Linked DNA regions of Homo sapiens: region 1 is linked to region 2. Evidence: chromatin contacts called from ENCODE Hi-C data. All regions are on one chromosome and are shown on one strand. Each heading gives the region's core, a stretch centred on a gene start or an enhancer-like site at or near the end of the contact. The rest is flanking DNA. Distances are from core to core; before and after follow the strand shown.

The links. Hi-C counts contacts between places; a loop is a spot of excess contacts on that map. Pooled maps may share reads with other maps.
Region 1: a loop to region 2 is called in a map with no recorded cell type, with 9 times the contacts of the local background. The contact joins the promoter of GFRA1 here to the promoter of MIR3663HG in region 2. A Hi-C loop is called at or near these places in 5 of 37 single-sample maps with no recorded cell type and 4 of 50 pooled maps.

What each region holds. Positions count from the first base shown.
Region 1 is chr10:116,271,876-116,276,070 of GRCh38, forward strand. It overlaps GFRA1 (GDNF family receptor alpha 1), which reads right to left and starts at 1,331. Exons shown (of 11, transcript NM_005264.8): 1 at 1,288-1,331; 2 at 115-400. The coding sequence starts at 154. LOC107984273 (a long non-coding RNA gene) reads left to right here and starts at 2,134. Exons shown (of 2, transcript XR_001747598.2): 1 at 2,134-4,195. RefSeq lists an enhancer at 1,496-2,333 and a silencer at 1,542-1,836.
Region 2 is chr10:117,166,652-117,170,675 of GRCh38, forward strand. MIR3663HG (MIR3663 host gene) reads right to left here and starts at 2,404. Exons shown (of 3, transcript NR_121651.1): 1 at 2,209-2,404. MIR3663 (microRNA 3663) reads right to left here and starts at 1,123; the gene lies at 1,027-1,123.

The DNA of each region.
Region 1 (4,195 bases), core at 81-2,580, 900 kb before region 2:
CCACATCCACCACACCCGCGCCCCAATTTTGGTGCGGAGGGCGGGGTGGGCTGCTGCAAGCGACCCTAGGAAAGACTCAGAGGGTAAGAAAGCCCGCGGCGGGCCTCGACTTACCCAAGAGCGGCAGCGCGAAGTACAGGGTCGCCAGGAACATGGTGCCGGCGCGGGGCTGGTCCCCGCCCCCCCAAAAAAATCCCGAGCCGCCGCTGGGTCTTGCCGAGGGAGCTCAGCGTGCAGCGATCCCCGGACAGCTGTGCTGCTCTGGCCGCCCAAAGTTCAGCTCCATCCAGTGAAAGAGGAAACTCCGGGTCTGGCAGCAGCCACCGCCGCCGGCGACTCAGCTCCGGGATGGCGAGGGCGGGAGGCGGTTCCGCTTTTAGGGGTTCAGGTCCGACCCAACCTGGAAGGGAGGGCGCGCTTTGAGATGAGAGCGGAGAGCGCCGGAGACTCCCCCCACAGAACCCTCTCCCCTCCCCCGTTCCCGCCTTTGGGGAATTTCCAACACCGGGGTGAGGACCCACCCCCACCCAGGTCGGGGTGCATGTGCGTGTTTTCCAGGGGCCGCTGACACGGGGATGGAGGTGAGGGCTGGAGAGGTCTGAAGAGGGTTCCTAAAGTCCAAGGGGGTGTCTGTTGGGTTCAACCCGAGACGCTGAACGCAAGCAAATAAATAAATAAACGGTACTTTCCGAGCGTCGCGAGCGGAGCCTGCAGCTGCCTGGAGTCCGAGCCCTCGGTGGCGGCGGCGGCAGCTCCCTAGCCAGCCCTGGCGCCGAAAGAGCCCCTTCTCCCGGGAAGTTGGCCTCCCCCTCCTCGCGTCAGCCAGCGAGCTCGCTCAGCCGCCGGCCCTCCCCACTCCGATCGCCAATCCCTAGCCCCAGTCGCCGCCCTCCTTCTCCCCGGGACTCGTCTCCCTCCAGAGGCCGCCAAGCCAGGGGGAACCGATGTCCCGACTGGGGCTGAAACCCGGTTCCTGCGCCCCTACCCCCTACCCGCCGCGCGTCCTCGGCTCCCTCCTGGGCGTCCGCTCCTCTCACACTCTCGCCCGGTGCCCAGGACTCGGGCGCTTCCGCACCCCAGCCCAGGGCGAGCGCGCCGGCCCGCAGTCCCGGCGTGCCCCGGCAGGTGCAGCCCGGCGCCACGAGCGCCCCCCGGGCCCTAAAGTTGGGAGACGCCAGCAAAAAGAAAGGGGTGGCCGGAGGAGGGGGGAAGAAGGAGTGGGGAAGAGGGACGGGAAGCGGCAATGGGTTCCCAAACAGAACGAAAAAAACTCCAAATGCCACCAACCTGGACTCAACCGACCGCGTCCAGCTGCGGCGAGGAGCCAGTTTGTTTATTTACTTATTTATTCTTTCAGGGCAATGGTGTCCCCGCCCCCTCCTTCCCTTTCCGGGCTCACTTTATCTGCGCTAGGAAAAGAAAAAAAAGAAAAAAAAATAGATGCGGTAATCTTCGAGAGCTCGAAGGGCCGAGTTGGGCCAGGACGATTTCCGAGCAGAGCCCTCGGCTCGGATGCTCGTTAGGGATGTTAGTGGTTATTGGAAGCGGCGCGGAGAATGGCGTGTTCCGAGGCCAGATTTCTTCTGGCCAGAGGACCCTCGGCCTGCTCCTGTTCCCGCCGCTCCGCAGCTCCAGCTCCCTCCTAAGCTCGCCCGCCAGGCAGCCGCAGCTGCACACGCCCGCTTGCGGTGGGACCCGCGGCCGGACCCGTACTCGCGCACAGGACACGCAGTGTTCTGCAGCCGGCCGCGGGTGCTGCCAGACACACACACTCTCTCTCTCTCTCTCTCTCTCTGTCTCTCTCTCTCTCTCTCTCTCTCACACACACACACAGACACACACACACACATACACGGGCACAAGGGCTCTTTCTTCTTAGGGCAATCGAGCCAGACCCTTCTTCGGAACACAAAGTTTTCCCCCACGTCACTAGTGGCTGTGATTCAAGACTTGGTGCTTTCAAGACACACTCAGACCCAGGACGCTGGAGCGGCGATCCTGGGATGCGCCCATCCGTTCGTCCACGCCAGCGCGTGCACACTCACACTCACACGCACACATGCACACGCAGTCTCTACCTCTCTCCTGGAGCTCCGACAAGGAGACAAAAGCGGAGCCCCCAGCCCACTGCATTTAAACCCGGCCAGACCTGGCTTTAGAAAATTTATAAGCTGACCTCCATTTTGGCTGTTTCGAGAGTAAATTAACAACAACAAAAAAAGCCTAACATGTACACAGCCCTTCGCCCCAACCCCTGGGACCGCTGGTTCCCAGTCGTGCTGCTCACCCCCCGCCCCCCACGCCTGACACACGCTCCCCTTCCCGCACGCCGGGGGGCGCCCGGGGCACCGAAGTCTACACTGGGTCGGGAGACCGGTCTAGGAGCCAGCCGGCAGTGCTCGGGATCTTTGCTGATGTCCAAGTTCATCTCTCGGGGAGACCGAGTTTGAATCAAATCTGCGTGCGCCCAGCTGTCAAATCTGCAAACCTATCACGCCAGACAATGGGCCGCCGCGGAGGACAGACAAGAATGGCTCATTTTGATCGAGGGGGGTAAATTGAAAAGGGCACGGGCTTTGGTTGAAGTTTGAGGCCCGGGTGTCAGGGCGGGGAGAAGAAGAGGAGGAAGGAGGAGGGTTGGGCCGCTCTCCATTCAACCACACATCAGCCAGGCGCGCCCCTCGGCTGCAGCGGCTGCTTGCAGGCGGGCTGCATATTGTGTGGAGTCGCCAAAGAGGGTCTGCGCCTCGGGGCGCGCCCCAAACCCGGGGGACATCCTACGGATCCGCACTTCTCTTGTGCTGTACGCGTGTTCCTCCAGGGTAAGTATGAGGAGACGGACGCCCTCATCAGACACCCCTCCTCCAACACACACACACCCATAGCCACATCATTCAGGGATACTCTAGTTCAGTGTATCAGTTTACACTTGGTTGTTGAGTAAACAAAGCAAACATATGTCACATTTTCGCGACAGATGGTTCAAACCAAGGGCTACTTAAGTTCTCTCTCTCTAACAGTCTAAGTTACAGGCTGAACTAAGCAGAAATGTAATTAAGTCATCTGATCAGTTTCTTCGACTTAAAATGTTTTCCCATATTTTCACAAACAAGCCAGATAAATCCTGGGGATGTGGTTTCAAGGAAAGGAGGGCTGAATATGAACTAAGACTTTGTGTGAAGACTCCGTTTCTCCCCGGTCACCCCAAACAGAAAATCCTCTTTCATTGTTCCATTTCGTAAGTGGAGGAGAATGTCTTCTTTTGGAAAATCAGTAATTGGAATTTCAATTTTCAATAGAGGGACTAGTGCTTACCGGTGCTGATTACTTGGGATAGTTGGATTACAATGAGGTTTAAGACATCATCCACATCTTTTGTAAATGTTCTTTGTTTAGAAATGACTTCATGTTACCCTATATATTCCACGGAATTCTTTTGAATCAAATTTTAACAGGGTGGGGGAAGGGTGAACTAAAAGCTCTCCCAGTGTAGAATATGGGACTTCTTTTTAAAATACAGATGATCTCCAACTTATGATGCTTCTACTTATATTTTTAGACTTTACCATGGTGCAAAAGCCATATACATTCAGTAGAAACTGTATTTTGACTATGGACCATACAATCATTCTATTTTTCACTGTCAGGTTAGTATTGAATAAGTTTCATGAGATAGTCAACACTTTACTATAAAATAGCTTTGTGTTAGATAATTTTCCCCAACTGCCGGCTAATGTAAGTGTTTTGAGCATGTTTAAGGTAGGCTAGGCTAGGCTGTGATGCTTGGTAGTTTAAGTGTATTAAATGCATTTTCAACCTATGATGTTCTCAACTTTTGATGAGTTTATCAGAGCATAAGCCTCATTGGAAGTCAAGGATCATCTGTATTTTTAGCTTCAATAATGTATTTCTGAACCATTCACTCACACTTGTCCTTATTAAGTTTGTGCTGCTGATGAATACAGAGCTTTGTTTTTAAAAAGGTAACAATAAACCCCCAGAGGCTGTAACTGTGTTGTCCAATACAATAGTCACTAGCCATGTGGCTATGTCAATGAAATTAATTAAAATTAAATAAAAGAAAAATGCAGTTCCTCAGTAGCATTAACCATATTTCAAGTGCTCAATAGCTACATGTGGCTGGTGGCTACCATATTGGACAACACAGATATAGATCATTTCCATCATTGCAGCA
Region 2 (4,024 bases), core at 1,154-3,653:
TCGTGGGCACAGGGTCCTCGACCCCAGGACGTGCGTGGCCTTTCCCACCCCAACCGGATGGTTTGTCCCAGGCTTTGAGACTGAGCTTGATAGAGAGGTAGGAAGGAAGCGGCGCCAGCTCCGGAGCCAGAGTGGGTTGGAGTCCCAGCTTGGCCACCCTCTAGCTGTGTGACCTTGAGTGAGTTACTTCGCCTCTCTGAGCACCAGTTTCTTTGTTTTTTTTTTTTTCAGGAATGGTGTGAGGATTGAGGTAATGTCCTTAGGATGCCCACATGTGTTCAGTCAAGGTCGGTCGTGATGGTTGCCGGCGTCCGCTGCAGGAAAGGCCCCCAGGAATCAGCTTGTAGGGTGGGCGCCAGCCGGTACTGCACAGGGGCATCGCGGCCTCCGGTTTTAGAAGGGGCAGAAACAGCGCAGTGTCCTCAGCCCTGAGGGCTGAGTGTTGGAGGTCCCGACGCTCCTGGGTTCTCTTCTGCCCGGGTGCAGACTACAGCAGGTGCGCAGGGCTTCGCACACCTCTGCTGTGGGAAGTGAGTCATCTTCGCTTATGATTGCATCTGGCCAGGCCAGCTACGAGAACACTGGGCCTCACAGCTGCCACGTATCCAGCCTTAACCTGTGCCAGGCACTGTGCTAAGAGCTATGCACCCACAATCCCACTTCTTCACAACAGCCTCGACCGAAGTAGATGTTTAAGTTTTTAAATTTCCATTTTACAGAGCAGGAAACAGACTCAGAGAGGTTAACTTCCCCCAAGATCACACAGCTGGTAAGTTGGAGAGCGGGGACTTGAACTGAATCTTCCTTGGAGGCCAAGCTCTGAACCACTAAGTTGGGTGGCATTAGAGAGCCAAGCTCTCGCCCTTCGGTTTCCATTCACGCTACCCTCTCTGAGCCGCAATTCTCTCTCCTGCGTTGGCACTGGCAGAAGTTGAGACACGCTCCCAGGAATCGCGGGCCGTGGCGCGTACTTCCACGCACCCCAGCTAGTTCCAGAGACTCAGCTTGTTCTGAGATCCTCTTGTCGAGCCCCCTTGGTCCCGGCGCCCGGCCTGTGTGGTGCTCAGATCAGACTTATCCACCCGAGCACCACGCAGACCAGCGCCTGGACCAAGGTCCCGGGAAGGAAGCCCTCCTCCCCTTCTCCTGTGGCTTAGCTCAGCGATCAGGGAGGAGCCAGTTAAGAAGTCACAGTCGAAGCCATGACTGCTGTGTCCCGGGGAGGCAGTGGAAGGCGAGGAGCACGGAGCGGGGATACCGCCGGACAACCCCTCCCCGCCGCCCCGTCGGCGTCCTCGCTGCGCAGGGGCTCCCTTGCTGCCCCAATCTAAAAGGAAGCCGTCGCGGCCCAGGGCACGGTAACTAAAAGGCCGTCGGGGAGGGAGACGGGAATGAGTGGGCTTGGACTTGAGGTTTCCGAGCCAGCTGCTCCCTAGAGCCGTTCCTGAGCTCGTCAGCCAGCACGTATTTAATGAATGGCCACTGGGTGCTAGGCCTTGCACGCAACCCTTTCGTCCTCCCCCGGGGCTGAGCCGAGGGTGACCCAACACTAGTCGGAACGAGCCTGGAGACATGGCGCCGGGGCTGCGCTCTGCAGGCCTGGCCTGGTCGCTCTCCACGCACCCCTCTCTCTGTAGCTGCCGCCCCGCCCGGCTCTGCCTGTGGGCGCCCCCTGGCGGCAGGAAGCCGAGCGCGCACCACGCCCTCGGGGCTCCATCCCCACTCACCCCGGCGCCTCTAGCCGCTCCACCCGCACCCCCAGTTCGCGCTGCGGCGGCCAGCCTCTTCCCCGACGGCCGACCGAATGTCCCTCAGAGCTTTCCGTGACCGGCCAGGGCGCGTGGCTGTCCGGAGCCCCTCCACGTTCCCCAGCAGCAGGCCCGGCTCTCTCTGATCAGCGAGCGCGGATGCCGGTCTCCTCCCTCCCTCTGCCGGGCTCCAGCCCGACGCCAGGCCGCTGGGGGCAAGCGCTGTGCTTTGGAAGAGGAGAAAAGCCCCAAATAAACAAAAACCCAAAGCCCATTCAAGTTCAGGGGTGGAGAACTGTTGGCATCTGAATTTTAAAAAGATCGCCGGGACTCCCAACCACCACCAAACACCCTCTTGTCCACCCCCCCCCGCCCCCGACACCATCCCACCCCACACACCCCACGCCCGCGTCCCGTGAACCGAACCGCCAATGCGCCGCAACCTTCTCGGCAGTCACACCTGTGTCCCCGATGCCATCTGCCCACGTCTGTGTGTGAAGCAAACCCCGCTGGCAGACGGGATGGAGAGAGATGGCTCCTCCAAACCAGAATTAGGAGGAAAACCCCGCTGAGGGCGTTTCAAAAACCCAACAGGCGAGCGGGGAAACCTGCATTGTCAGACCTGCTGGGCCCTGAGTTCTAGCCCCATGCACCGCGCCGAGCTAATTCTCCCGGCGACTCTCTGAGGGGTTATTACCACGTAATAATTGATGAGGACACTAAGGGCTAAGAGGAGTCAATTAACTTGTCCCTAGTTACAGAGTTGGAAGTCAGGGATGGATCTTAACTGGTGGGGCTGTTCCGAGGGCCTGTGAGAGACTGGGTTTCAGCCCAGAGCCCAACACAGCGCCGGTAGAGAAAGTATCGGGTACATTTTTGCCTGCTAATCCGGCGGTAGGAAGTCAATTACATCTTTGATGACTCAGATTTTTGAAACAGCCCCATACAACTTCCAATTACGGGGGCAAATATAATTGTGAAAGTCTATGGGATTTGGAGATGAAGGAGTAGGCCATCAAAACATAACCCAGAACTTAACTTGTTTTGGAAAAAAACATTTTATGGAAAATTTCCAACATATAGGAAAGAAAAGAGAATATTATAGTGAACTCCCATGCACCTGTCCCCAACCTCCAAATAACGAAGGCAAATCTATTTTATGGTCAATCTATTTCCTCCCCTCCTTCCCACGGACTCTGCCTCCCCAGCTGTCAAAACCTACACACACACTGCTTCCCCTATTCACACAGATTATTTGGAAGTAAAACCTGGACCTTGCCACACTTAATCTGCAAGCATTTCAGCATGTACTGTCAAGAGATGACCACATTACCAAAACTACAATAGCATCAACACAACCACAATACCAAGATATACCCACAAACTTCACATTCCTAAACACCCTGGAGTATCCAGCTGGCTGAAGCTTTATTTTAACCACAATTCCTGGCTAGAGCTTGGTTTTCACTGAGTTTCAGCTCTAGGGCCAGAATGACCTGGGTTTGGATCTTGATTTTTTTTTTTCTTTTCACTTATTAGCTGAATGACTCGGGGGCATGACTTACCTTCTCTCTGAGTGTCAGTTTAGTGCAATCTCACATGGTTGTTACAAAGATAAAAAAACAAAACAATGCATGTAAAGAGTTTGGCATAAGCCAGGGAATAGTATCTGTTATTTCTCCTAAAGCTGGACTTCGGTGAGATTTTAGCTAACGAAGGCTTGAAAATTAGGTTTGAGTTGGGGCATCAGAAGTTTTCACGTTGCATGGAGGGTAAGACTAGAGCCAGGGATGCACCACCACACCCAGTGATCATTCATGAGTTCACCCCTCCCAGGATTAACAACTGAACTCTCAGTGATGTCTTATCTTATAAGGCTCTAGTCTTATCCTCCATGCAATGTGAAACCTTTTCAGGTTCTCCAAGGATCCTCCTAGGTCCGACAGTCATCGTGGGCTTTTCTTGGGGGCAGTGCTGGTCTTTCTCCCCTGTATTCCTGCCTCTAGCATGCGGCTGGGCACACGGGGTCAGTGCTGTCTGCTGAAAGAATGGTTGATGACATCATCCCATCACGTGGCCTTTGCATAGCCAATTCCTTCTGCCTGAGACATTTATGCCTTTTCCCTTAGCTTAATTAACCCTCTCTGAATGGGTCAAATTCCCCTGGCATATGCTCTCAGAGGACCTCAGTGCACTTTCTCTTCAGAGGGTTTATCACTGGTTAAAACGTTAGATTTATTTGTTACTTATTTGTGTGATTACCAGATAGTCTTTCT